3 separate regions of the Mus musculus genome follow, and all the other regions are linked to region 3. A link is a loop called in an ENCODE intact Hi-C map of the cell type or tissue named here. Cell type or tissue: heart. All regions are shown on one strand.

Region 1 (8,000 bases), 58 kb before region 3:
TCTTGGAGTCTCAGTCTCCAGACCTGATCTCACAGCCTACTTCAATTTGAAGAACTTTTCCCAAGGTAGCTGGACTCAAAACCCACACCACACAGGAGTCTCTGCCTTCCCAGTCTCTCTAGCTGGCCTGAGCCCATGACCACCTGCCCAGCACACGTACCACAGTCTCCCTCCTGGAGTTTCAAAAATATCCCACCAAAAGACACTCACCTCAGAGAAAGGGACACACAAGCTCCCATGAATCTCATAGGCACCTGAATTCTCTATATCTGGCACTGAACTTCGTGCTTCACAAACCGTACCCATTAGCCAGGATGAGGAAACTGAGGCTCATAGGAAAGAGATGGATGTGGCCATTGTCACACTGTATTACCTCTCCTGAGCTAGATTCAGGCTGGTTGTCACCAACACTTACTTCCCAGTAGCGAACTGCCTCTTATGAAACCCTAGCATGGGGCTGGGGCATGGCTCCGAGTAGAGTACATGCTTGATCCATGTGAAGCCTTGGATTCCACCCAAGAAATAAACTGGGAGGGCCAGACGGGGCAGATGGTATAGCAATCAGAGGAGTGGGGACAAGCTGGCCTGAACCAAAAGCAGTGTCCCAAATGTGGTTCATCTTTTCTGGACAGACTGTAGTGGCCCAGACAATGGCTGACACATGCTCTGACACCTGTACCTCTGGGTCCCAGCCTTCTATTTCTCATTTATAGTTTGACCTTAACCACAGCCCCAGTCACCCTCATCTCCTTGCTTGAGGTAGCAGCCTTGAGTGTTAGAGTGGAGGATCTCCCCCCAATGCTGGGCTGAGGCCTTCTTCAACCCAGGGCCCTGGGGGAACCAGGTTGAAGCCTGTGAGGTGGGAGCTTGAGGGGGAAGAGTCTGAATATGCCTCAGCTTCAATAAGGATGGCTTCTCACAGTGAGGCTGCCCACACGAGCGCCACAGCCCCACATATACGTACCTGGCTGTCCAGTCCAAGCAAGAGGAGCATAATGAAAAACAGAATAGACCAAAAGGTGGGCAGCGGCATCATGGTTACAGCTTTTGGGTAGGCAATGAAGGCCAAGCCAGGACCTGAGGGAGAGAAACGGGGAGGGGGGACACAGGAGAACACACATCAGCACCATGCTACTCGAAACCCTGGGCCTCACAGAACACTCACATCTGAGTAGGGAGGGGGGTCACCTAAGCCCAAAATGCAGGAGGAGCCAGAGAAAGAGACCAGTGGGGCTTGGGAGGGGCCCCATGTGAGCGTCTGTCTCCTACCCAGCACATGGCCTCCTCTCAATTGAATCTAAACCCGTATAGACACGGGATCCTAGGGGCAGGGAGTGGGGGCTGAATCTGGGGCTCAGGTAGCCAGAGATTTGGGGAAAGTAGGACCCTCCCCTTACACACCAAAGTGGCACATTGACATTGGCTGGAAGGAAAGTTGTGGTTATCTGATCCATAAAACCCTCTTTTGCAAAGAACCGTTTCTGTTTTTGAGTTAATGGCTAAAACACTGAATGGAAAGAGAAAAAAAAAAGCATTCAGATGCCCCACAGGGTAAATGGCTCTTCAAGGACATGCCTATGGGGGCCTCTGTCCCCTACAGGACCCAAGTTCACACAAGGCAAGGTAAAAACAGTCAGGCCTGGCACTGAAGGAAGGTGCCGAGGCCCAGGAGACTAGCCACATCTCAGTCCTCATCCACCACTTCCTCTATATGTTTTGGGGGACATCAGTTTCCCCTGAGATCTGAGGGTCGTAGTCCCAGGATCCTCATGTTCAGATTCTTGGAAGTGGATACCACTGCCCAGAAAAGGGCTCTGGCCAGACTCAGAGGCAAAGGGGACAAGAGCTCCGCCCACTCTGAGTGCCTCTCACAGGGTCATTTGAACACAAACATCTCCTGCTTACAACGCCCCCCTCCTCCACCACCACCAAACAGACTCCTGGGAGAGATTAGCTAGCTGGGACTGGGCCCACAAGAGGGCTGACAAACTAAAGTAAAATCCACTACTAGAAACAAAACAAACCAATCAAGAAGAAATATGGGCCAAACTGCGGGAGATGTTTTACACTTTAAAGCAAACATTAAACAATCATCAAAACTGGATGAATGGCTTAAGAAGGAGGCGGGGGGGGGGGGGGGGGGGAGAATCCACAAAAACAAACCAATTTTGAAAAAAAAAAATTCACTTAGTAAAGCATCAACAACCCCAACTGTGGCGGGGGAGGAGAAGTCTTACAATGAGGTCTGCTCAGCCTGAGAAATGAGAAACCCTACTGAAACAACGACCTGGGGCAGCCGCTGAGTTTTGCTAGAAGGTGATACTAGAAGATTCTGTGAGGGGAACAGGTGCGGCTGCTTACCAAGCTGAAAGCTGCTTGGATGAGCAAGATTGAGAGCAGGGGGCTCAGAACATGCACCTCCCACCGGGGACATCATGAAACATATACTTGGGCTCAAGTTAGAACCAAAAGCATTCGGCTCCCCCTGAAGTTCAAAGCTCTGGACCTGCCTTGTCCACCTCAAGAATGAGCAATCAGGACTAGCCAACTACAAGACAGATGTAAAAGGTGGTGTACCCCCAACCCTCCGCACCAGGCACTGTGAACAGAGTCAATTCACTTCTTTCTGTCCTTCATTTTAGATTTTCTCAAACCAGCCTCAGGAGAGGGGCCAAGCACCCTCCTCTACAACCACAGTAAACTTGAGCGAGTAGAAGCCGAGAATACTTAGACTGCTGGGATGCCCCGAGTGAAGCACGCCATGTTCTGCCTGGGCTTCCCTTGGTTGTGCAATACCCTTGTTCAAATGCACTTTTCTTTGTTATGGTGCTTGCCAAAAAAATCTTAGAGTCACCATCCCTCTTGCTGTGCTGGCTGCTTACACATCACTGTGGGGAAGGAGCGTGGACGAGGTCTTTGAAGTGGATAAAAGAAAAGAAGCCACTCGGACTGACTACATGCACGGTGTGAACATGCCCATTGTGCACAGAGATCTCTTTGGTGAACCCCATCTTTCTCCCATAACAAGTTTCCTCTGTGTTTTTAGTGGAACCCCGTAACGGCTTTGGAATCACTTTGCATGTGTAAGTGGGGGATATCGACATTTGTAGAGGGTCTGGAAGAGGTGCTGGGCCCCTTGCTAAACAACTTCCAACACAAGAGGCTGTGATTGAGGTCCTGTGCCCTCAGGCCCTTCCCTGCCTTTGGAGCTTCTGAGAATGGGTAAATAGTTCTTCTGAGTGTCCAACTGGGACACAGTGAAATAGATATGTGTGCACAGTGTGCTGTTCACACTGGAGGAGGGGCTGCGTTATGGCCCAGCAGCTGACAGAGGATGAATAGTCTCTGAGGTCCCTGAGGTCAGAGGATCCAGTGAAATGGCCACATTGGATGGCTCTCCAGACGTGTAGTGGGTGGAGACTCGGCATCCAGATACATTGCCTATGAGCCTAGCCTGCCCTCAGCTGAGACATGAATATCTAAATGATCTAGACACAAAGTATCAAGGTACCCTCTGACCTTCCAATACCAAGGCAACCTGATCTCCGCTGAGACATGAATATCTAGATGATCTAGACACAAAGTATCAAGGTACCCTCTGACCTTCCAATACCAAGGCTCAGGATCAGAGAACTGAGACATGACCTTAAGTTTCAAATATAAGGAGATCGAGGGAAGAGAATGGCAGGGACTTAGGGTACCTGCCCTGGTCTGTAAAAAAACACCTAGAATAATGAAGGACAGTCTTCCCTATCTCACCCATCCATGTGGCCTGAAGGAAGACCCAACCCATGGCTCTTGGCAGCCTCTAGAAGCCCCAGAGTAATTAGGTTGGATAACACCTGACCACCCTGCAAGAGAATGGGGTGAGGAGGTGGCCCCTGGTGATATCCACCCCAGAACCCCATCCACTACAGGGCGACTAGAGCCCAGACCCCTAAAAAACCGTGATGAGGTAGTAGGAGTCAAGACCATGTTCCAGAACCTTCTTTGCTGGAGTTCTGGATCCCATGTTGCTAAGGAAGAGCCCCTGACCCTAAGATCGACCATCCATTCTGTGAATGTTAGCATCTTGAGTAGCAACATGGGGCCAACAGGGCCCCAACTCCCCAAAGGCAACAGTGTCCTCATATCCTACTCCCAAATCGGCTCTGTCGTGGGCTCTGAGTGATGTTTCTCCCCTGCCCTCTCGCTCCTGGTGACTGTGGTGGAGGCTGGGAGGGGTGAGGTTTGGAACATAGACAGGAAGGACTCAAGAGTGGATCGGCTTGGCACTGGAGCCCGCCAGGTGCCAAATGCAAACCACAGAAACCAAGGCTGAGATGTCAGCAGCGCTGGTGATTGGTGTGCTAGCTGTGGCTGACCTGAGCCTTATTAGAAAACCAACTTCCATGGCTAAAGCCAGCGGATGCTGGGGAAGTGTTGGGGGCTGGAAGACCACAACTAAAACAGCCACCAAGTTTCATCTCAACCGCCCTTGCTCCTCCCACCTTCAGTGGGCCAGAATGCACTGAGGACCTTTAACTGTAGCCTTTGTACTCAGGTATGGGAGCACATCTTGGGGGGAGAGGGGATGTCTATGTAAAAGCCAGGCTCCCTCCATCCCCCTGGGGTCTGGCTCCATGCCTGCAGTACTCATCTTACACACTAGGTGGCAGTGCCCACCACCACTGCCACCGACACCACCGTACCTGACTCAGCCACATCAGCAATGTCCACCCCTTGCTCTTGTGCCATGAAGCCCAGGATGGAAAAAATTGCGAAGCCAGACACAAAACTGGTACCACTGTTCAGGCATCCCAGCAGCATACAGTCCCTAAGTTACACACACGTCAGGGGGTAAGTTAATCACAACACAAGGAAGCCACGCTCCCTACTTCTCTTTTTTTTTCTTTAATCATCATTTCTAACGTCCACCGGGCCCGCCAGCGCGACACTTGCCTGTACGAGTTATACTTGTACTTGTTATAGCTTCCCAGTGAGGTCATGGCCCCCAGGCAGATTGCGTAGGAAAAGAATATCTGAGTTCCAGCGTCGATCCACACCTGAAGAGGGGAAGAGCATTAGGGTGGTTGCCTGGGGTGATTAACCATGACAATGTCTACACAGGCGAGCTGCAAGGAACCCCAGAGGCAGATCTAGAACCCCAGAGGGCAGATCTAGAACCCCAGAGGGCAGATCTAGAACCCCAGAGGAAGACCCTCTTCTTCCTGCATCAGTTAAGGCCTCTAACTCTGGAGTGACCAGTACCACTCCTGAAACCTTGCTTTTCATATCTACAGAATGGGCCCCTAGCCTACCCTGCCCCTGCAAACAACTTTCCACACTCAGTAAAGAGCAGTCTTCTCTGAGTCTATTGCTAAGTTGCCACGGTCCACATCAAGCACACCAAGGCAGCTTTGACGGCTGTGATGGCTTAGTCTGAGACCTAAGTTAGAACACAAGGCATTCTTTACTTCTCTAGGGACTGTAGCTTATAGCTCTGGAAGGCAGCAAGCCTACCTTCCCAGCTTACAGCTCAGGCTGGCCACCAACCCTGCTCTGCTCCAATTTTCAACTGCTTCCCAGGGGCTTGGGAGCCTGGGACAAAGGTCTCAAAAGACACACAAAAGCCTCCAGGGGTTTCACCAACTCTAACACTCTTCAGCTATGTGCTGAGACAGGGGGACTTACAATTTGACCCCCTTAACCTTCAGAGCACCATTGATCCTATCTGAGGATGGTATCCTAAACATTGAGTCTCTGGTCCTGATGTGGCTGGAACAGGGGCCCCTCCTCGCCTTAGCAAGGAGTGATTGCCTGAGGCAGGCTCTGTAGCTCAGAAGGACTGTGAGCCACTACTGGCCCAGGAGAGAAGTACCAGGCAGTAATGGTTGGCTACACATGGGCATCAAAGAGCCAGAGAAAACACTGCCATCTGTACCCTGTGTGCACCACCGGTTTATACAGGGTCTTGGGATGAGGTACCACACCCTGCTGTACCTGTGGGTCCCCAAGGCGGCTGATGTCAGGGTACAGGTAGAATTTGATGCCTTCACCAGCACCTGGCAGGGTCAGTCCACGGACCAGCAGCACCAGAAGCATGGCAAACGGGAAAGTAGCGGTGAAGTAGACAACCTGTTGTCGAGAAGGCATCGGGTAGACTTGTGAGTGTCCTTGCTGCAATGAAGTGTGGGCCATCCTCTTCTCTCAGAGGCACGTGCTTGCCCTGGGTGCAGCAAGGACCCTAGAGACATATTGGTCTCACTTGCCGTGCCGTCTTTAGTGTGTTGTGCGACCCCTGAGCCTCTGCCACTTTCCTTAAATATGACATAAGGGTCTCTCTTATAGATTTAAAAAAAAATCCTGTGGATAATTCACATAGCCCATTCAGGCTCAGAATTTAACAAAGCAGGCAAGACAGAAAGCATGCCCACCCTTTGAAGAGATTATGCAAAAATACAAACATACAGACTGAGTCAACTATCAGGGACCCTAGGCAACGACTCAGCCCGTGGTCACATGGCACTCAGCACATATCGGCTAGCATGACAACTATCAGTATAACACAGGGGTCGGTGGGGGGGTTGGGAGTAAAGAAAGGGCTCGAGAGATGACACGTGGCTGAGAGGACTGGCTGCTTTTGCAAAGGACCCAAGATTGATTCCCAGCATCCACGTGGCAGCTTAGACCCAGTTGAAATTCCAGTTGCAAAGGACCTGACATCTCTGGTCATCTCTGACACCAGGCACACATAATATTTAGGCAACATACCTACACATATTTAAAAAAAAAAAAAAAAGACAGAAGCAGGTATAGGTGCACATCTGTAATCCTAGCACCCAGGAGGCTGAGGCAGATGTGTTCAAGGCCTGCCTGGGGATACAGAGTGAGACAAGGGGTCAGCTCCAACTCTGAGATGCAGGCCATGTTGGTCACTCTCTCTGGGTTTCTTCTCATATACAATGAGGACAAGAGTCACAGCAGCCCTTATCCAGGGGAAGATGGGTGAGCATCGGCACGGTCAGAGCCCAGCCGATGACTGTCAAGACATACAGCCTGCTTGACAGTGACTTGAGAGGTAGGCAGGAACTTCCCTAAGGTCATGCCCAGAATGGGAAAGACCCAGCAGGTTCCCAGCTTACAGGAGACCCATGGGGTCACGCTGTGTGGCTAGGGTTGGGATGAGGAAGAGATGGGTAATAATGCCCTTTGCCTGGTCCTATGAGCTGTTTAGCCACCCCACTGCAGGGTAGTTGGCCTTTACCATGGGTAGAAGGCCTGAGGGAGGCCATACTTTCTAGGAGGTCAAGCCCCTTGGAGAGGAACTCAAGCACAATGGCTGGTACTATCACTACCCTTCCCCACTTTTAGGGGAGAGACGTGGACTAGATAGGCTTAGGTTCCCAGCTCTGAGGCTAAGATAAGGAGATGGACTGGCCCAGAGGGTCAGCTGGAGTTTACCGCTCATCTATCCTACCTCCCAGTTGGCAACTGTGGCTGCCGCTTCCAGGGGGAACTCTGATCTCACCCTCTACCGAGGTCTTCAGGGAGTGTTTGGAAACAGCCCAGAAGGTGGTGGCAGGGCTTAAAGGAGGGCCCTCTCCTGCCTGCTACCCCTCCCCTGGATGCCTTTTTTCTTTCTCTGGGCCTCTGTGTCCCCAGCCACCCTCGCTTCTTTTCCCGTGATGGTCTGACAGACACCCGGGACAAAGGCCAATCAGGAAGCCACTAAAAGTATAAAAGAAAGAAAATCCTCCTGTCCCCTCCCTTCCTGTGGCTAGGCAGGCAGGCACCCCTGGCCAGGTCCCCTCTCTGAGGCCCTGCAAAGCCACACCCAAACTGGTAAACAATGACCATAGAAAGGCACGCCACGGGGTTCCCCAGAGGGCTACAAACACTTCAGAGTCAGTGGACTGTGGCCAGAAGCACTGGTGGGCTCACTGGGGTGGGGAGGGCTCCCTGGCTTGCCTCTTCAATAAGCCTACTATGTGCTATGAACTTACTTAATACTTACCATA
Region 2 (8,000 bases), 160 kb after region 3:
GTGGGCCGGCAACACGGCTCAGCAGTAAAGGTGGCTGCTGATAAGCCTGAGGACCTAGCCTCGATCCCTAGAACACACATATTGGAAAAAGTCTGACTCCTACGAGTAGTCCCCCTCAACCCCCCCCCCCCCCACACACACACACATAGAAAGACAGAGGGGGAGATAGACAGAGAGAGACAGAGAGAAAGAGAGACAGAGACAGAAACAGAATTAAATACATGTGAAAAGAAAAATAGATGATGGGGCCTGGGAGTGGTGGGAGTGGAGTGGTATGGCGGGCTGGAGGAGTGGCCAGGTAGGACCTCTCTGTGGAAGCCTTCCCACTTGGGTTTTGATTGACAGTTCTGAAGGATTCAGGTGAGATTATACCTGTTTTGGAAGGAGACCCACCAGAGTGATATGGAATCAGCAGTGTGCAGTGGCAGGAGGCACATGGTGCTGATTTGTGGGATAGCTGGGTTAAGGAGGACTCCACCTCGCTGGTCTACTCTGCCATCGGTCTCCTCTCAGTAGTGACTATGTCGCTTGTTGGGAGAAGAGGTGGCGTTTTTACCATCCATCTATTTGGGCCCTAATTCATTTTTACCATTCATGGGCAATTGCCTTTATCTTTGCTTCTCCTTGGTAGTTGTGGGTTAGCCAGCTTTCTGTCACCTGAAAAAATATCTGAGAAGAAAGGATAATTTTAGCTCATGGCTTCAGAAGTGAAAGTCCATGATCACTTGGCCCCTATTGCTTTGGGCCCATTGTAAGCTATGATCTCATGGAGGAGGCATGTGGCACAGACAACCCGTTTGCCTGCTCCACGGTAGAAAGAAAGCAGAGGGATGGGCCAGGTCCCAACGTCACGCCCTCACTTTACTAGGTTCTTCCCAATGGGTCTTGCTTCCTAGAGTTCCCACGGCCACCCAATGGCACCGTAATCTAAGGCCAAGCCCCTTACCCACATGGGTTTTGGGTGCCCTAAGGCTCACTGAACCAAATCTCTACTCTAGAAGTTGGTATTTTACTGTGAGAAGGAGTTTTTGTGTTCACACTTCTTTCTATAATCATCTTATAACTACAAAATCACAGATTCACACATTAATAGTTTGTATCACTACAATCAGATTCATCTAAAATCAGACCACTCTTTAAACTGGCTTCTGGAGCTGGCATCACCCTCATTTTTGAAGTTTCCTTGCTTTGTGTGTATGTAGGTGTGCACACACGTGTGTGCATGTGTACAGATACACTTACTTGCAGGCGGGTATGGAGAGGCCAGAGGATAACCTCAAATGATATCCTCAGGCACAGCCTGCTCACCTATTTTTGAGACATTCCCTCACAGGCTAGGAACTCCCCAAGTTGGTTACGCTGGTTCACCAGGGAGCCCTAGGGATCCAGCTGTCTCCGTTTACCCATCACTAGGATTACAAGCGCACGCCACCATGTCCAGCCTTTTAGAGTGAATACAGGGATCAGATTTAAGTCTTAGTGCTTACAGGGCCATGCACTTTGCTGACTGGGCTACATCCGCAGGTTTTCCCCTGCTCTCTGACGTAGTAGGATGTTTCAAGATTCTCTGGTTCTTTCTTTGCCTCAGCCCTGGCCTGAGCCTTTTCTCTACCAAGCCTGAGCCTTTCAGTGTGCAAAGATAATTAAGATGTGAGACCCAGGCAGGCCAGGCTCTTCTCCCAGTGTTTCATGGCTTCTGAGTCCCTCAAGACAGGGATGAGAGACATCTCAATTCCTAACATGTATGAATCACCAAGAACAGTTGATCCAACAGGTCTTGTTTGCTAGTGGGGATGGCACTGGGAATCTGAACTCTGACAGCTTCGGGGAATTCTTGTGCTCCCGACCCACAAGACAGGTTGAACATGAAGGATGGAAGCCAGTACTTCTCAGAACCTGGTAGGCATGTCACCTCAGAGCTTGTTTAAATGTGTGCTCCTGACTCTATACCCCAAATTGCTCATTTGGTATCTTAGGAATTGGGAAGGAGGTCTTGCTTTGCTATTGTTCTAAGCACATTGAGTTTCTAACACATCTCCAGGTACTGTTGCTGCTTCTACTGACCTGAGATTGCATTTTGAAAAACACTCATCCAGACATTGGCTCTGAAAGCGGCTACACACTAGACTTCTTAGAGGAGATGTTTTACTCTTTTGTTTGTTTGTGTTTAAATATCAACCCAGAAGGCTCTAGAAACTGTGACTTAGTTGGTGTAGGATATTTTGATCATCAAGAATTTTATGAACTTGGCAAGTGGGGCTGTTGCTCAGCACAACTGGAGATGATTCTAAGGGGAGGGAGGGTCCAGTGGGAAGGGACTTAGGAGGCACTGAGCCTGACCTGTGTGAGGAATAGCAAAGCAGCCAGTGGGTTTGGTTTGAAGGAGGAGAGGAAGGTGAGAAAGGCAGGTGGGGTAAGAGGTGGGTGAGATGGGCCATGTATCTGAATGCTGCTCCAGTGGTCTGGGGAGCCTGGGGGTCGGCAGCAAGCTGGGCCTTCTGTCTGGAGAGTCTTTACTCCAGTCAATCCGAGGCCAGCTATCTTTTTACCAATCTTGGATTCTCCCTAGCGATGTGCGGCTGTGATGAAGGATGAAGGTGCTCCACTGTTGCAGGATATTTGATCACAGTGTGAACCCTGAGATTGTTTTGTTCACTGGAAAAACCCGTTTCTAGTTGTAGTGTGGCTCGATCTTAGTACACACCTTTAATTCTAAACAACGAAGAGAAAGTTAGTTTGTAGAAGGAAGCACCCATATTTGAAAGTGAGAATGAGAAGGTAAAGACAGAATGAGCCAGAGAATGAGAAGGAGCCAGAAGATTAGAACAGATTGCTAGAGTTAGTTTGAGGCCGAGTAGGGCAATTCAGTCAGAGACCAAGAGAAGCCAGATTCAATCAGTCAGCTTGGAGAGGAGTTTGAGCCAGAACAGCTGAGTTGAACCAGTCAGCCAGAGCTCAAAAAGAAATAGAAACAGTGAATTTGTTCAGCAGTAAGTTTCAGAAGCTGAGACATTCTAGGCCTAGCTAAGATTGTATGGTTGCTAGAAGCTTCTAGGATTAGGCCTAGGTTAGCAGATTGAGGCAGTAGGCCTTGGAGACAACAATTAGTACAGGTAAATAAAAGTTCCTTTTACACGCCACAGCTTTCTTCTCATATTTTGAATACTGCCCATGGATTTGAAACCTTTGAAAAAGAAGTCTAGACAAAGTAATAAAGTACTGTGTTGTGGAACAGGGACTTGGCAGGTAGGGGACATCTTCAGTCATTCACAACAATGTGAGTGCTTCTACTTATACATTGTTAAGATGGTACATTTTATCTTATGCTGTGTGTGTATATATGTATGTGCACATTGGTAAAATGGTGTGTGTGTATGTGTGTTTGTGTGTATTGTGAGAATACAGGTGCAGGCCACCAGAGCACATGAAATAAATAGTTTGGGACAACTATTTACTTTGACAGAATGATTCCTTACATGAAGTTCTACACGTGGCTTACCTACAAAGCAGGGCATCTGGGCTCCAAAGACATGATTGTTTGACATGCAGCATGGCAGAAACATCAGCCCGAAGAGCAAGGCCGGCTGCTTTGATCCCTCCTGCAATGGCTCTGCCCTCTAAGGATATCGTGCAATCCAGTGTGCTTGAACTAAACCCGAGTGTTGCCACACAATTCTCTCCACATCTATTTTGACTCTGGCAGTTGCTAACCTTGCTTCTAGGAAAAGGTGGGGGTGGGGACCCCTGTTGGTGAGACTCTACTGTTCTGAGCATGTGAGAGCGCTGGCTGAGCGGAGGCAGGGATGAGCTGCTCCTGGGTAGCTTTCAGCAACACTCCTGGGCCCTGATAGTTGGCAGAGGCCTGGCACCAGCTCTGTCACCCTGCCGTGAGGATGACCTGCCCTTTCCCTCCGTTATTTGAGCTCTGGGCCAGAGCTGATGGTGATGTCATCGTCTTGTGATGTTGTTAGGTGACCTTGGTCATGAGGCTGGTTCTGCTTGTTTCTCTCACACCTGACAACTGAGATGAGAAAAGCATTGCTGGGAACCAAAGAGGGAAAGACGGAGGACCCTGCAAGGGAGAACTCTGCCAATCCCCAAACCCTAAGCACAACTGCCTTGGATCCAACCTAGTTTCTAGTGGTTCTAGGCCTGGAAAAGCTGTAAAGGAAAAAGAGAAGAAGACATCAGTGAGGGCTGGGCGCAGTTCAGTAACAAAGCACTTGGCTAGCTCCTATCTTATGAAGGAAGAAACTGGATTGAAGGGACTGAGTCTAGTGTTCAGCTAGTTGTAAATGCAAGGTTTCTTGTCTCCTCATCTGTATCCTTACCTTGTAATACAAATGATGGCTCTCGGGTATCTTTCAATCTCTCTAAACCTGTTGAATCAATAACAAAGTGCCCTTAGGTTGGGAGGACAGCACAAATGAGGACATTCAGGCTGACAGCAGGAACAAGAATCTGCTCAGTAAGATGGCAAAGTCTGGCCTTGAACTCCCTGCCCCACAAAGCTCAGCTCCACCAGCGAGATACACCCAGGACCAGAGTGCTGGGGAAACCATCTTGCCTAGACTGTGTGTGCTCTTGTGGATGGTTCCAGCTCAGCATCACAGGAGCCGCCACTGTTAGGATACTTTGCCTGAAAACGGTCTCCTGGGGCTGTGGAGCATGTGATGTTGTCTGTCCTGTGCTTCTGGAAGCACGGTTGGATTTTCACATAGTTTGCATTTAAGGAATTAAATGGCACAGTTTGCCATCTAATATGTTGACAATGAACCGAGACAAACTGAAAGGGAATAGTGAAGAGTGTAGCACCCTCTAGTGTCAAAACAAGCTCTTGACTGATCCTGGAAACTTGAATAAGAGCAACAGACCTGGTATGCTACATAGTAGGTTGTGGTGATGGCTGTGTGCTTCACAAGCAACAAGAAAAGATTTTAAGTTTTCACCAGAAATAAACTAAATTTAATTATTCTAAAATACATGTTTGGAGATAAACATTTATATTCACTAAGATCCCACCCAATGTGTACCTGTTTACTTATGTGTGCCTATTTTATGTGCTTGTCTATTGAGATTAAGATCTTGATTCATAGCCCTTGGCTGGCCTAGAACTTGTAATCCTCAGCCCCTTGACTGCTGAGATTACAGTTATCCACCACAATGCCAAGCTCCAGTGTTTAGCTTTTATGTACCAGCTAAAAATACATTTAATTGAGGAAGGAAAAAAAAAAAGACATACAAGTTTAGGTGAATTCTCTTAGAAGTACTCTTCATTTCCCCTTGTGTGAGCAAGTGAGACCCAGGAATGGGGGGAAGCTTGCCAAAAGCCACAAAGCGTGTTGGTGACAGAGTCAAGACTGGCAGGTTTGTTACCCACCTCTGCTTTCTCCAGGAGGCATTTACTCCATAGCGAGCACGGACGGAAGACTGGGTCTCATTTAGCCCAACAGCAGCTGCTCACTCAGAAGGAAGAATCCTACCAAAGGGGAAAAGGAGGGGAGGTGGCTGGCATGTGATCTGAAGGGACCACAGCCCTCAGACTATACACTCTATTCAGGGGCTGCGGAGCTGTGTGAACAGCCCTGCTGCAGCTGAGCCCCACAGTGCCCTGGTTCCATTTCAGAGTGCTATTTGTTGGGTGCTGTGACCTAGGCAGGTCTCTTCCACTCCCTAGGTCTTTGTATTCCCACTGTGAGATCAAAGTACTGAGTGAAGTCAGGCTTTCTCACTTTGTTGAATGCCCAACTAGACGCAGAATTCTCTAGCACTGGCCTCTTTGCTGACCTTCAGCCAGGGTGGTAGTGGTGGTGAGGGATCCTCACTGCTCTGACAGATCCTCACAGAGCCTATCATCCTGAGAGACAGACTCCCTTAAGATGCTCTGCCTCCTTCTCCCTCCCTTCCTTGCTTCAGGCCCTTAGTTGGTCCTGTTGCAGATCCTGGCACATGGTAAACATCTTTGTTCCTCTCTGGTGTGGAGTATGTGTTCACGTGTGTGTGTGTGTGTGTGTGTGTGTGTGCTTGCTTGGAGAGGTCAGAGGTTTATGTTTTATCATTCTCCACCTTATTTTTTGAGACAGGGTCTCTCACTGAACCTGAGGCTTACTGTCTCAGCAAAACTAGCTAGCCAGCAAGCTCTGCTGACCTTCCAGGGCTGGCTTTGCAGGTTCGTTCCGACATACCTTGCTTTTCACATGGGTGCTAGGATCTGACCTTAGATCCTCATGTCCGCTTGGCAAAAAAACACTGAGCTATTTTCTCAGCCCTTGCAAAGTACATTTTAACTGGACAAATCAAAATATTTCAAAGCCAGGTTGCCCTGAAAACGACTTAGGGAGACGGCGTAGAGCAGCTGGACTAAGGCAGCTTAAAGGAGTGACTTCTGTCCACTGCTCATGACCTCTCTGTGCTGCTTCCAACCTGGGGACAATTCCTGGGCTGCTCATGTAGACACTCGTTAGTCCTCACAGCTGACCTTAGGGCACTTCATCTGCTTAGCTGGCACATGGCACAGCTGTGCTTTGTAGCTTGGTTATCTGGCTCCATGATACTGCAAGATCCCCTTGCAACTGTGGGAACTTTCCCAACCCACAAAGGACAACTGGGGGGCTCCTGGCAACACCTCACCCTGGATGTCCATGGCACAGGAAGTGGATGGGAAGAATACCAAGAAAAGAATCCCTCAGGGGTAATCAATATCAGAAACCACAGTGGGGCATGCTGTATCCACACCCATGAAACTTAAACTTCAGCCAAGAAAATAAGAATCGACATGCTCTGTTTGAGTGGAGCAACAGGCCTGCAGGAGTTGAAAACATCGGGCCTTGTAGTCCTCATTTCTTGGTGTTTTCCATGTAAACTGATGCCTGGCTAGGTGCCCGCAGCTGGCGCCTGCTGGTAGTCTCAGGCACATGGTGGCAGAAGATGGCTGAGGGGTGAAAGGAGGTAAGCCTTGCTGAGTTGTGGGGACCCCAGTATTGAAGAATGATGTCCACAGCTTGCCTCTCCAAAGTACCACTGGCCCCTTCTGCCTGCAATGCACAGCATAGCACTGCAGGCCCGGTATCATTTAATCTTCACCCATTCAGCATTGCTGGAGGACAAGCTGTTGGCCAGGCCTCAGCCTGGGGTTGTGAAAACAAGCAGTCACTTGTCTGATGGGACTGTGTTCAACTCTAAGTTCTCAGAAGCAGAGGAGCCAATACCTATATCTGGCTTAGGAACCCGACCCAGTGCTGCAGCAGGACTCTACAGGTACCCTCCTCCCCACCACCCCCCACTCCCCGGGTCCTGCTGCCACCATGCTGCCCAGTCTGTTACTGAACAAGCCTAAGCTTTGCCCACCTTGATTTCTTGAGAGGCTCCAGAGCTTCTGATGAGATTTCACAGCAATAGCCTGAGGTGTGTCCCAAGAAATCTGTCACTACTAATTTCAGCAACTTATAACTGACTTATCTATAGAACAGGCCTTCTTTGCCTCTGGCAGTGTCTCATTTTGGCTGCCAATGAGAGAGGTGGGGAGCATCCTGCTCAGGCCCGGCTCACTGAAGCCTCCATTCTCACAGCTGGATGAACAGCCTACGGTTGAGCACAAGATGTTTGAATCTGCCATAGGGAAGTGCTTGCCCTGAGCTCAATAAAGAGCCAAGTGACAGGGCTACCCACAGTGCTTACTTTCCTTAAACAACAGAAATTCTCTGCGTTTGGGGCAAGCCAGGATGGCTTCTTCGTTTCCAGTGGTGTGTGTGTGTTCATCACAGGTAAGCTTTGCTCACTGCTAGTAGCTGCTCACAGGATGGGACAGCAATGGCCGAGTATTACCCCTGAAGAGTAAATTAGAGGTCATGGGAAATATGGCTGATACCTCGTATTGGGGCAGATCTTTGAAATTTACTGCTTAAAACTGTCACTTGTAGCTAATGATTATAGATTAACATTAGTCAAGTTACTTGGATTTCAAATAAAGCACACTGCAAATATAGCTTGGTCTTTGTGAG
Region 3 (8,000 bases):
GAAACCAGCAAGTTAATGGCCTGCCTGGTACCTGTTAAACAGGGTGTCCAGGCTTCACCTGGTGTTTACAGAAAGAACTTGGGGCCAGATTCTTTGGTCCAGAAAATACCTTGTACCCTGTCTAATGGTAGGCCAGTAGGCAGCCACCCTTGATCTTTGGAGCCCAATCCAGTTCCTTGCTTACCATTAGGGGTCTCTCCCCAGGCTCCAACCTTGATTGACTCCTGCTACCGTCCCTACATGCTGTTCAAACCTATTTGTCTCCCTGCTGCCCTCCTGATAACTATAAGCCTGAAACCCATAGCCCTCCATCATCTGGCTCTGGCCACATCTATTCATGGCCTCTCTCTAACTGAGACCCTATGGACACGTTCTATTAGCTATTTCATGTCACGGTACATTTAAACCCTCTGTGTCCCTGCCTACCAGGCCAGCTCACCCTGCCTCTCTGCCCATAAGAAGCATTGACTCCAATATTACCTCTGCCTCACCAAGCACACACTGGCTCACGGGCTCTTAAGTCTCCCTCAAGGCAGTCATGGATGGCTGTGGTCCTTGCAGCAGCTACTCCCTCTAGGTTATTAGTGCCTCAAAGCCAACATTCTACCCCAAATCCAATGCCTGCCCAGAGCTGACCTCAGCCAAGGTTTCTTTTTTTTTTTTTTTTTTTTTTAAAGATTTATTTATTTATTATATGTAAGTACACTGTAGCTGTCTTCAGACACTCCAGAAGAGGGAGTCAGATCTCATTACGGATGGTTGTGAGCCACCATGTGGTTGCTGGGATTTGAACTCAGGACCTTCGGAAGAGCAATCGGGTGCTCTTACCCACTGAGCCATCTCACCAGCCCCTCAGCCAAAGTTTCTTAACCACCTAAATGAGACACATTAAGAAAGAGCCCTAGGCCAGGCAGTGGTGGCACACACCTTTAATCCCAGCACTTGGGAGGCAGAGGCAGGTGGATTTCTGAGTTCGAGGTCAGCCTGGTCTACAGAGTAAGTTCCAGGACAGCCAAGGCTACACAGAGAAACCCTGTCTAGAAAAAAAAAAAAAAAAGAGCCCTAGTTCTCCACCAGGGCATGGATGCCCCAGAACCATAGCTACTCCACACAACACATAGATTCAAACTTCTTTGGCTAGGCTAACTTGACAAACACCACGAAGCAAGCTGCAGCCTCCTCAAAGAGTCTGATTCTTGCCTACAACCACTGCCAAAGTCAGTCGGCACAGCTGGAACCCCAGGCCAACCCTCTATTCCCACCCAGATCGCAGCAATGGCAGTAGCTGGGCAACATTCCAGGGAGTCCTTGTGATTGACAGCTCTTTCCTGTCTCCAGGAATGTGCTCAGTGACTCATGGCACCTTATCACTGAGACCTTTGGAAACTTTCGGAGAACTAAACCTTTGACAAGTTGAGGTTAGAAGCAGGGAGCCCCCCTCACCCCCAGTGCCCAGCCTGCCTTTGGGTTGGGTGGGGGTGGGGTGGCACAACACCTGCTGCAGGTGGATGGATGGTAGCTGGGCTCCACTGGAAGGTGCAGAGAAGCAAGAAGGAATATAAGGTACTAAGGACCACCCCCACCCATACACCCTCCAGCCCTAAGGACCAGAATACCTTTGTCTCTCCTTTTCTCCAGAACCTTCTCCACCTTAATGTCCCCATCTTAATGTCCCCAACAAATCAGTGGCCCAAGTGCCGTGAAGCCTAAATGTACAGCTGGCCATGGCAAAGCTTTTTGGAATCCCAATTCTGTATAGTGCAAGCAAGGCAGGCTCCTAGGCAGTTCTCATTGACCCATCTATAGAATGGGCTGTTCCCCCAGCCCTGAGCCTCCAGATTCTACCAAGCAGATGTGGATACAGAGGGGGTTAGAAAGTCAGGAAGGCTGACCACAACAGAGCTACAGGCAGTACCAGGGTATCCCCAAAGGACAAAAGCTCTCTCCGGACAGCACCATGGCCCTTGCCACATACCACAGTGACCTGAGACCTCGTGACACCCTCTAATCAGCAGCTCTAGAGCCGAGCCCGGCTTTACAGCTTACCACAAGCTTATTCAGCCTCATCTCCCTCAATCCCTTCAAGGACAAGGCGAGGCTGGCCTTAGCGTCCTTGTCGCCTGGACAGCCAAGCCCAAGCTAAGAGAACTACCCAAGGTCACCATTAAGAGGAACACAGTCTTTCTGGGGACAAGAAGACTCTTGGATCCCCAGTTGACATATCCAATGGGTAGTATGCCCCACCCATTTTACAGATGAAGAGACTGAGGACAAGAAATACTGCCCAAGGTTAACTGAGTGGCTGAACCAAGGCCTAAGACAACCTCCAACCATCTGCCAATACCATCCTATTGTGGGTTCTCAGCTGGTGCCTAGGTCCCCCTCCAGCCACCCACCATCATCTTGCTAAAACACCTCCCTCTCACCCCCCACTCCCCGATGACTCCCTGGTAGAGAGGGAGGCAGGCAGGCCGTTGCTAAGCACTCACCAGCTCTCTCATAAAAATAAACTCCTTCTGGCTTAGAGACTCTGAGTGAGATCCCCTCCCTACCAGCAACAAAAAAAAAATTTTTTTTTTCTTTTAATTTAAAAAAGATCTCTATGACATTTATTTGAAAGCTAGCTGTGCCAAATCGGAGGCCAATTTACTGACATCCAATTGGAGCCACGTGCTACCAATCCGCAGTCCGAGGACCCTCCGGGTCAAGCGCCTGGCCAGTCTTTGAGATGATTTATTTCCCCAGGCAGGAAATGGGGGCCCAGGCTGTCTCCCAAGCCTTTGGGGCTGGTCCTAGGGAAGGCAGGGATCTGGCAGAGGCCAGGCAGTGACCAAAATAGCCAGGTCGGTGGCCCTGCTGAGCACACGCCTCCCTTGCCGCCAGGCTACAGCCTAGGTTGAGGCTTTGGGACTGTAGGATCTGTTCCTGAGACTGGTTCCTTGTGTGGCTTCCCCAGTGGGAGCAGACCAGAACCTCCCACCCAAAAGAGGAACCCATAAAGTGAAGGGGAGCAGTCTAGAGGAAGATGTGTTCAGCTGGTGCTACCCATTGCCCCTGGCTGTCGTTTCGGGCCTCAGCCCTGCTACTCAAGCCTGGGAGCGACTGTCACACCTGCGTGCCACACCCAGGCAGCACCTGGAGCCATACCGCCCTTTTACCTCTCCTAAATACTACGAAGAACCAAAGATGTCCATTGGGCCCACTGGGCACAAGGGATGGCCTCTCGGGTACAGCTAGAAGACACTAGACTTGCCCCCAACCACAGATCCAGGGATCCAGGCACATTCGGGCACACACACGTGCACACGGCCAGGGTTCCGGAGACACAGCCACACGTACAGGTTCACATAGGCAAGATGTGTGTGTGTGTGTGTGTGTGTGTGTGTGTGTGTGTATCAGAAGACAGAGCCACACGGCCACACTACACTCAGGTAAGGCAGCCCCGGACATAGCCCTGGTCATATCACACACCCCGGGGCGCACATGTACACGGCTGCCTAGGGTGGAGAAACAGCCACTCTCAGAAACAGAGACATCCAGGGACAAGGAGGCACCCCGTGGGACACACACACACACACACACACACACACACACACACACACACCTGCCGCCGCACCAGCAGCCCCAGCCCCTTCGCCAGGGAAACAATAACTCCCTCTCCAGCAGAGCTGAACAGGAGACCCTCAGTCCCTCCCTCAGGGGTGAAGGGGATGAAAGAGCGCGGGGAGGCCAGACCCGCAGGGACCCGGTGAGGTGGCGGAGCGCGGCCCGGGGAGGGGGCTGCAGTCGCGGCCCACACGCCCTGGGTACCTGGGTGGCTAAGCCCACAGCGGATGGCCCGGGGCTGGCGAGGCTGGCGGGACTGGCGGCGATCGCGGCGTTGGCGGCTGGGCACGGGAGCTCGGCAGCAACCAGGTCCCGGAGCACGACGCTGGCGGCGGCGCGGAGGAAGCGGTAATTTATAAGCGGCTTCTCCCTGACCTCGCGTGTCTGTTGTCTGAACAGGCAGCTCTCCGCATCACCCATCCTGCTGGGTGGAAAAATACCAGCTTGGCCGGGCCTGGGCGGGGCCTAGGGAGGGGCCTGGTCTGTCGGCCACGCCCACACACGGGGCGCGCGCGCGCGCGCGCACACACACACACACACACACACACACACACACACACGCACGCACGCGCGCACGAGCTCGGACACACAAAGAGCCGGAGCTCGCCTCGTCGAGCGCGCGCACCCATCCTCATGCTCCATCCAAACGCTGGTGGCTAATGGCACTGCTCAGGCCTCTCATGCAGGCGATGAGGAGTTAGAGACCCAGACCCCTGGCTCATCTCCTGTCCTGATATTACCACACCACAACGCTCTCTAACACACCCACCTAGGTCTGTGGACGAGGCCTGTGGCTGCCGCAGCAGCTAGATCCCTACCAGAATCTGCTCCTCCCCCATTGCCCCGAGTCCTCTCAGGGCCAGTGTGCAGCTCTGCAAGCCTGGCTGAGCTGCCGTGGAAGTGATAATGGAGGCCAAGTCCCCCACCCCCACCCCCACCCCCACCCCTGGCCCACATGAGGCTGTGTTTTCGAAGCGCCCCGACTTCGTCGTGGCTGTGTGACATCAGGCAAGTTCCCCAGACCTTCTGTGTCTTAGTTTCCTCATCTGTAAAACGGAAATAAAAATAGTGGAACTCATCACTTCTGGCTGCTGGGAGGGTCCAAGGTTAACAGTGTAAAGAGTCTGAACAGGACACCAGGCACCTAGGAAGTGCCAAACGAGTGTCAGCAAATGTGACTATTTTTAAATGGAGATGGGGAGTGTGCCATTATTCTTGTCCTTATTTGAATGAGCATGTCCTCCATCTGATTGTACACACCCACAGCCTGGCTGAGCCTGAGGTGGCGCTGTGTGACCTTCAGTAAGGCCTTCCCCCTCTCTGCTTGCCCACTTCCTTTTCTTTCTTCTCCACTCTCTCTGCACATAAGTGTCAATTATGTAGCATGGCTATCCTGTCTCTTAAACTGGGAATGGTAGCCCCAGACCTGACCAGCCTGAATCCATTGTCCTAGGCTGGCATAAGACACCAAGAAGCAAAATAAGGTGGTGGTGTGACTCAAGCCTTTAATCCCAGCGCTGGGAGGCAGAGACAGGCAGATCTCTGAGTTCAAGGCCAATCTGGTTTACAGAGTGAGTTCCACTAAGGCTGCACAGAGAAAACCCGTCTTAAAAAAAAAAAATCCAGACTCACATTTCATTACCCACAGCACAAAGGGCTGAGACCAGGGGGTAGGTCAGAGAGTAGGAAAGTGGCTGTTTTGAACCCAGAGCAGACTTCAGGAAGCCCAGAGCCTTTGGGCAGACAGAAGGGTGGGGGTGGGGAACAGAGGAAGCAAGGGCTGTAAGGCTGCAAAAGCCTGCAGGCATGGTGTCACAGGACTCTACAAAGAGTCAGGGCAGGGGAGGCCACAGAGGCCTGGCAGGCCCAGGGATTCAATTCGGAAAGCCTGGGCAGGCCTGAGCCTAAGAATGATCGACACAGTATCACACAAGGGATGACTGGGAAGAATGGGAGGAGGTGGCTCAGGCCTTCATCAGTCTCCCCTTCTGTAATGTCAACTCGGTGAGATCTGGTCCTCGAACTCCCATCAAGTACACAAAGCATCACAGGCCTGGTGCACAGAAAGTGCTCAGCTACACTTGCATTTATTTATGTATGTGTATGTAAGTGTGTATGTATTATATTTTGAGATAGGGATGGCACTACATTGCCTGGCCTGGTCCCAAATTGTTGGGTTCCAAGTCACCTTCCTACTGCAGAGCCCTTGGGTAGCTGGGGTCATAGCTGAGTGACATCTGGGTCACTGCAACTACTATATTTATTTAGTTAGTTTCCTTTCTTCAGCATTTTCCCGGCTGGTAGAATTCACTTCATGTAAACAAGGCCAACCCGCCCCTCCCCAGAGCATCCCTGGGAGCTCAGCACTGCTAGTTCTCCCACTTTACAGAAGGGAAAACTGAGCCACAGAGAAAATAGCTGGCCTGGGGGACGCTTGGCCAGTGAGTCACAGGGCTGGAATCTAAACCTAGACCATCTGTTTGTTTCCAGGGGAGCTTTGGAAGAACCCAGCCCCAGGCTGTGGGTGCAGCAGATCAGTCAGGCATGGAGTATGAACTTAACATGTGAGAGGCCATGGACTGTCAGAGCGGTCAGAAGTCTCAAGCAGGGCAGCCTGAACTGAATCCAGCCCCAGATGTTCTGCTGCTTGGCCTGTGGTGGGCTCCATCCATCGTGATTTGAGTTCATTGCCAGGAATCAAAATTGATATATGAATGCATGTACCCTCACCTGCTCAGCTGCTTAGGCAAGATTGCCTAGCCTAGGAGTCTAGAGGTGGCCTGACAACATAGAGACACTGAGTCTCTTTAAAAAAAAATAATTTCAGGCTGTTGGGTGGTAGTGCATTCCTTTAATCCACTTGGGAGGTAGAGGCAGGTAGATCTCTTGAGTTCCAGGCTAGCCTGGTCTAGAGAGCAATTCCAGGACTACACAGAGAAACCTTGTTTCAAAAAACAAAAATAGATAATAATCATTATTAATAGTGTTATATAATAATTGTTATAATTATATGTTATAATATAATTATAAAATAATACTATATAATAATGATATTCTTATTACTGTTATTTTGATCTGGGCATGGTAGTATTCACCTTTAAACCTAGAGGGCAGAGGAAGGTGAATCTCTGTGAACTTAAGGTCATCCTGGTGACAGTGAATTTCGGAGTAGCCAGGACTACATAGTAAGAGCCTGTCTCAAATAATTTGCTCAAACACAATGGCACATACCTGTAATCCAAGCATCTAGGAGATAGAGGATGTGGAGTTCAAGTCCAGCCTTGGAGACAGAGAGTATGAGACCAGTCTTGGCTACACAAGACTCTGTGTCAAACAATTTAAAAATAAAATAAAATAAAATAAGTAGGGGGCCAGTGAGATAGAACAACAGAGCTCCAATTGCTCATGCAGAAGGCCAGAGTTTAGTTCCCAGGACCCACAGCAAGCAGCTCACAGTCACCTTTTAATTCCAGCCTCAAGGGATCTGATGCTTTCTTCTGGACTCTGAGAACACCTGAATGTACATACCTACATACACACACACAAACGCACACGCGCACACACACACACACACACACACACACAGGGGGGGGGGGGGCAGCAGACAGACAGACAGAGACAGAGAAACAGAGAGACAAACACAGAGACAGAGAGGCAGGCAGGCAGGCAGGCAGGCAGACAGTCAAGATAGACAGACAAAGAGACAGACACACAGAGAGAGTATTTAAAGGCTGGGGCAGGAGGGTTGGCTGAAGTTTAATAACATCCTGTCTCAAAAACAAACCAAGGAGGGCCAGCAAGGATGGCTCAGCAGGCAAAGGTAATTTCTGCAAAGGAGATCCAACCTGAGCTGCAGAACCTGTATGATAGAAGGAGAGAGCCAACTCTGACCTCTACATACATTGTGGTACCCACGTGCACATTAGTGAACGAACGAATGAATGAATGAATGTAAAAAAAAGTTTAAAAGAGGAAATTTTGGGTTCTCTTGAAAATTGTCAGAATGAGCCCCTTGCTCAGCCACAAATATCTAGCACTGAAGAGTACGCTCCCACGGTGGAACGAGACCCCTCCAGAGAGATATCATAGCACTCCTTGGTTTGTAAATGTCTCCATGTCACTAGCTGGTCCTGAAGGAGGCTTAGCTGAGACCCAGGCCAGAGATGGGAGCTGGAAGATTCAGAGAGAACTGTTGGGCACACAGGGCACCAAAACCATTGGCACTTAGAAGGTCCTTCAAGGAAAGGCAGGCAGAAGTTCCTTCCACGAGCCAATATTGGCTGACATTCCAATGGGACTAATTTCTCATTTCAGAAATGAGAAATCAATGTCCAGGCAGAGCTCCTGGGGAACGTGTGCAGGGTAATGCCCAGGTTCCAGGCTTTTGGTCCGTG

What was found. Peaks named below come from ENCODE experiments on the same cell type or tissue, not always from the same donor. Only the 100,000 strongest peaks of a DNase experiment are listed, where the experiment ranks them.
Region 1: a loop joins it to region 3, with 2.6 times the contacts of the local background. A loop is called at or near these places in 14 of 42 quality-filtered maps.
Region 2: it touches region 3 in a loop (6-fold over the local background); 12 of 42 quality-filtered maps call a loop at or near these places.

The regions. Positions count from the first base shown.
Region 1 is chr6:91,737,994-91,745,993 of GRCm38, reverse strand. It overlaps Slc6a6 (solute carrier family 6 (neurotransmitter transporter, taurine), member 6), which reads right to left. Exons shown (of 15, transcript NM_009320.4): 7 at 5,983-6,117; 8 at 4,942-5,045; 9 at 4,692-4,816; 10 at 965-1,077. Among named protein-coding and RNA genes, the nearest start is that of Gm44981, 20 kb to the right of the region's middle. In heart, a CTCF peak has its summit at 4,646 (motif pointing right); DNase peaks (open chromatin) are centred at 4,673 and 7,733; H3K27ac peaks cover 513 bases; H3K27me3 peaks cover 1,286 bases.
Region 2 is chr6:91,524,253-91,532,252 of GRCm38, reverse strand. No RefSeq gene overlaps it. Among named protein-coding and RNA genes, the nearest start is that of Lsm3, 12 kb to the right of the region's middle. In heart, CTCF peaks have their summits at 3,738 and 4,823 (motif pointing left); DNase peaks (open chromatin) are centred at 802 and 3,772; H3K27ac peaks cover 1,743 bases; H3K27me3 peaks cover 2,476 bases.
Region 3 is chr6:91,680,119-91,688,118 of GRCm38, reverse strand. It overlaps Slc6a6 (solute carrier family 6 (neurotransmitter transporter, taurine), member 6), which reads right to left and starts at 4,052. Exons shown (of 15, transcript NM_009320.4): 1 at 3,811-4,052. It overlaps Gm40387 (a long non-coding RNA gene), which reads right to left. Exons shown (of 3, transcript XR_869270.2): 3 at 7,370-8,000. In heart, CTCF peaks have their summits at 1,096, 2,893 and 4,890; DNase peaks (open chromatin) are centred at 1,298, 2,788, 4,088, 4,718 and 2 weaker places; H3K4me3 peaks cover 3,751 bases; H3K27ac peaks cover 5,125 bases; H3K27me3 peaks cover 608 bases.